2 separate regions of the Homo sapiens genome follow, and region 2 is linked to region 1. The links are chromatin loops, found by intact Hi-C in ENCODE. Cell type or tissue: PC-9. All regions are shown on one strand.

Region 1 (2,500 bases):
AAAAGAGTGAAGCGTCTGGAAATTTGCCCTCTTATTCAACACCTGAGGGGCTCCACAGTTAATATTCACCTTCAGCAGAGCTGACCTCCTGGACCTCATTTTACCCTAGCCCTGTTTCTTTGCCACTGGGTGCAGCTCAGCATGAAGAGTGCATGAGTGAGAGCCACGGGCCTCCTTAGGGGAAAAAGAACAAGTACTGCCCAAGTTGCTACATTGCTCATATGCATTGTTACCCTGAAAGGGTCACAGTCCCTTGCCTCTACAGGGAGTGGGGGATGAGGCTGCCTTGGTGTGGCTCAGAAAACATATTGAGGCTTGGCAGCACCTGAGAACATTTTGAAAAACTTCCCACCAGGTTTTATTTGTTTTGTTCACAGGCCCTTAAAGTTAGCAACAGAAATCACCTCTGAGGGCTTGGTTCCTGATGGCTCTCCAGTTCCCAACAGCTGTGGAGGGCCTCTCCTGGCCCATTTCCCTGACCAACCACTCCCTGCCCCTGTCAGGCCCCTCCCACCTCAGAAGAGGCCACAGCCGCAGGTCAGCTCCAGGCAAAGGCACAGGGTAATTAGAGGCTGCTAATCACTACCACGATAATAATACTAGTGAGTTAGGGAATGATTCACAGATACCAGACACCAACTTAAATACATGTATCCTCTCATCTAATGGTCAGAACAACCCACAAAGGAGGCATAACTATTTTCTTTATCAGATAAACTGAGGCATGGAGAGCAACTCACCCAGTTGCACAGCTAGTATTTGGCAGAACCTGGATGCAAACCTGGCTCTGATTCCAAAGCCGAGGCCTCTTGGCCCTCCAGTCTCCCATTTCTCAGCGCTTCCCTTGGGGAGTTGCCTCTCCTACTGCCCCCTCAGGTACCCAGCCCCCTGCACCTAGATTTTATCATGTAAGCATCCAGTTCTTCCCATATGCAGCTCCTTTGTCTCAGTTGTGTCAACTAATTTTATTACCCTGGGTAAATCCCTTCATTCGCCTGGGCCTCAGTTTCTTCATCAGTAAAATGGGGATGCCCAGTCTGTCTTATAAAGTCAGTCCAGGCACTAAATCAGTTGGTGTGCTCCTGCGGCCCTGGGAACCTGGGATGGGCACTTAACTGTAAAGTCTTCTTATGACAATGCAGAAGTGACTCATCTGGTGAGCAGCCCAAGCCCTTCCTGTAGGCAGTGAGCACTCAGGAGGTTTCCACAAATAGATTCAAGCAACAGGTGTCTGCACCCTGGGTAGCTCGGTACCTGCCAACTCTGCTGGCAATGCTCGCTCTGGGCTCTTTCCACAGAGAGAGGTCACATTCCATGGCCCAGCAGCCCAGCACAAGGAAACAGCCCTGCCCACACACAAGGAAAAGTGGACATTAAGGGTTCTGCTTGTTTTTAAAAGGCTTATGGGCCTCCAAGGCAGAGGAGAGAAGAGCAGGGAGACCAGGTCTAAAGTGAGGGTGGAGACTCTCCTTGTTCCTAGCTGTGGAACAGAAGCACTGTCTCCCCAGGGTGGAGGCCAGCAGCTTTCCCAGCAGGCAGACTATGAACTGCTCTGCTCAGACTTCAGACTTGGGTCTGGCTTAAAAGGAGCACAGAGTCATATTTGCTGGATTAGTTTCCTAGGGCTGCCATAATGAAGTACCACAGACTGGTGACTTAGAACAACAGCAATGTGTTGTCTCACAGTTCTGGAGGCTGGAAGTCCAAGACCTAAGTGTTGGTGGGGCCATGCTTCTCAGAAACCTGTAGGGAAAAGATCCTTCCTTGCCTCTTCCAGCTTCTGGTAGCACCAGGCGTTGTGAGACAGGATCACTCCAGGCTCTGCACTGTTTCTGCTTGGCATTCTCCCTGCTTTACCTCTGTGCATGTCTACCTCTGTATCCAAATTTCCCCCCCACAGTGTTTGTTTTTGTTTTTTGTTTTGTTTTGTTTGAGACAGGGTCTCACTGTGTCACCCAGGTTGGAATGCAGTGGTGCACTCTCAGCTCACTGCAACCTCCACCTCCCAGGCTCAAGCGATCCTCCCACCTCAGCCTCCTGAGTAGCTGGAACCACAGGCACACACCACCATATCTGGTTAATTTTTTGTGGTTTTCATAGTGAGAGTTCCACCATGTTGCCCAGGCCGGTCTCGAACTCCTGAGCTCAAGTGATCCGCCCGCTTCAACCTCCCAAAGTGCTGGGATTATAGGCGTGAGCCACCGTACCTGCCCTTCTTCTTATAAGGAAACCAGCCATTTTGGATTAGAGCCCACCCTAATGATCTCATTTTAACTTGATTACCTCTATAAAGGCCCTATTTCTAAATAAGGTCACATTCTGAGGTACGAGGGAGTAGGACATCAATATATCTTTTTGAGGAGACACAATTCAATTCATAACACCTGCCTTCTTTACCCTGTGTTTAGTGGGGAAAAAATGGGGGCTCAAAAGATTTGAGTTTGAGCCCCAGTTCTGCCAATAACTGGCTACTTGGTTTTGATGAGTGATTTTGACCACA
Region 2 (2,500 bases), 160 kb after region 1:
AGGGCCCCCAGAAATATCTAGGGAGCCTTTTTAAGAGGGCCTGAGTTTCACAGGTGAGGACTAATAGACAGATTTTCTTTTAAGAGACAATGCTCACCCAGGCTGGTATGCAGTGACACAGTCATAGTTCACTGCAGCCTCGAACTCCTGGCTCAAGGGATCCTCTCACCTCGGCCTCCCAAGTAGCTGGGACTACAGGTGCATGCCACCATGATCTTCTAATCTTTAAAATTTGTAGAGACAGAGCCCCACTATGTTGCCTAGGCATATCTCAAACTACTGGCCTCAAGTGATCCTCCTGCCTTGGCCTCCCAAAGCACTGGGATTACAGGTGTAAGCCAGTATATCCAACCTAGACAGAAAATATTGATTATTCACACTCACGTGACCTAATTTGCACCCTCTGACTTGTGAGACTAGAGAGAGTCATCTTGGAAAAGAGGTGTGTGCTCTGAGGCTGGCTCTTTTATTTGAACCGACAGCTTTTAGTACCAAGAGCTGGAGCTGTGATTCTCAAACTCAGAGAGGAGAAGAATCACTCAGTGAGCTGATTAAAAATACCGACTCACAGTCACCTCCAGCCCCGTCTAACGGATTTAGCAGATAGAAATAAGACCCAGTAATCTGCGTTTTAAAGAAATGATACAGTTGGTCCATGGACCAGATATTGAGAAGCATTGCACAGATGGTCAGTGACTCAGGAGGGCTCGATTTACGATCTATCCACTTTACGATGGGTTTTTGGAGACGTTAGCCCCATCGTAATTCCAGGGGCATGGGTGATCCAGCTTACATTGCCGGGTAAGGGCTAGGTTTTACTCCCCCCTCAACGGCGCCTACTGTCTTAACAGGGTCCACTTTGCTAAACACCGAGTTGGAAAAGCAGCTTCCTCTCTTTCCCAATCTCTGATGGTGCTGCTTCCAGGTGTAACTTCTACCTGCCCTCTGCCTTAAGGGTCCCTAGAACCCAGGATGGCTCCAGAGAAAGTAAGCTTGTCATCGACCCGTCACTTCCCAGGTGGTTAACGTCCACACCCTGCCCCCAGCGGCGGGGGAGCCGGGCCTACGGGCTAAAGGACGGTGTTGTAAGAAGCTGGACGAGCCCGGTTCCAGAAACCAAACAGCAGTTGTTATCATGCCTTTTAAATCACGCGTAGAGGTTTCAGTTTCTTCCTCTGCAGGCCCGTAAATATTTGCCTTCGGGTTTCTGTGTTTTCTGCCGTTGCCAGGAGCTCCGATCCTCCTGCGGCGGGGGCGCCCAGGTGCGCGGGTCTCTCCTGCGGGCTCAGCGGGCCGGCGCCGCGGCGTCTCCAGCAGAGCGCAGCAAAGAAGACGAAGCCTCCTGGGGCCTTTCCTCGCCGCCTGGAGCGGGGCATCCTTCCTCCTTACGTGCAGAGACTGGGAAGCAGCTCTTTAGACACTGCAGTGACCGAGCCCGCTCCACGCCCCTTTCCCCTGAGCAGGTGCTTGACGTGGGGCAAGCTCGGCGTTGAGGTGGACCCGCGCGCCACCCGCTGGCCAACGCGCCTAAGCGACAGGAGTGCAAAGAAACGAGGCTGCTTGGCAATTCAGCTGGTGCGGCCCTGCGGCACTTCCCTTATTCCTTCATAGATGCAGTCAGATATTCTAGAATTCTAGGTTAGGAATGCTTTAACCTGGGGTCCGTGCGCTGGCTTCAGGGAATCTGGGAGCTCTCTAAAATGCTATAAACAATGTAATATTTTTCTGGAAAAGGGGTGCACACTTTTCATGAGTCTGACTAATTTTATATGGTCTATGGACCAAGTGCCAGGCAATGTGCAAGCCATTGGTGGTAAGTAGTGATCAAGCAGACGTGTCGCTTCTCCTCGTGGACTTTGTAGTCTTTGTGGTAGGCTGAAGAATGCCCCCCCTCGGCCGGCCGCCCAAAATATGTTCACATCCTAATCCCTGGAACCTGTGAATGTTACCCGTTATGGCAAAGGGGACTTTGCAGATCTAATCAAGTTAAGGATCGTGAGATGGGGGGATTAGCCTGGATTATCCTGGTGGGCCTGATATCACAAGGGGTCTTATAAGAGGAACACAAAAGGAAACAGACAGAAGACAATGTGACAACAGAAGCAGGAGAACAAAGGGACGGACATTTTAAGATGCCACACTGCTGACTTTGAAGATGGGAGACTTTGAAGATGGGGAAAGGAGGCCGTGAGCCAAAGGATGTGGGCAGACTCTGAAAGCTTGAAAGGTCAAGGAAACAGCTTCTCCCCAGGAGCCTCGGGAAAGAATCCCACTGCTGACACCTTGACTTTAGCCCAGTAAAACTGACTGTAGACTTCTGACCTCCAGAACTGCAAGAGAATCAATATGTTTGTTGCTTTATGCCACTATTTTGTAATGCTTTGTTACAGCAGCTTTAGGAAGCTAATATGCATCTCAGCAGGTGTCAGACTCTAAAAGTGGTAAGAGACCACAGTCCTTTACAATGCTGAGATTCTCTGTATCACTGGCCCTTCCCCTC

The links. Hi-C counts contacts between places; a loop is a spot of excess contacts. Peaks named below come from ENCODE experiments on the same cell type or tissue, not always from the same donor. Only the 100,000 strongest peaks of a DNase experiment are listed, where the experiment ranks them.
Region 2: a loop joins it to region 1, with 4 times the contacts of the local background. A loop is called at or near these places in 2 of 110 quality-filtered maps.

Annotation. Positions count from the first base shown.
Region 1 is chr5:159,825,423-159,827,922 of GRCh38, forward strand. The region is part of intron 2 of LINC01847 (long intergenic non-protein coding RNA 1847); the gene reads right to left. Among named protein-coding and RNA genes, the nearest start is that of LINC01847, 45 kb to the right of the region's middle. In PC-9, no CTCF peak of the experiment used is centred here; DNase peaks (open chromatin) are centred at 389 and 1,179; H3K27ac peaks cover 2,500 bases.
Region 2 is chr5:159,986,040-159,988,539 of GRCh38, forward strand. It overlaps a transcript of ADRA1B not described here. Among named protein-coding and RNA genes, the nearest start is that of TTC1, 22 kb to the right of the region's middle. In PC-9, CTCF peaks have their summits at 1,503 (motif pointing left) and 1,708; DNase peaks (open chromatin) are centred at 1,102 and 1,442; H3K4me3 peaks cover 1,057 bases; H3K27ac peaks cover 774 bases.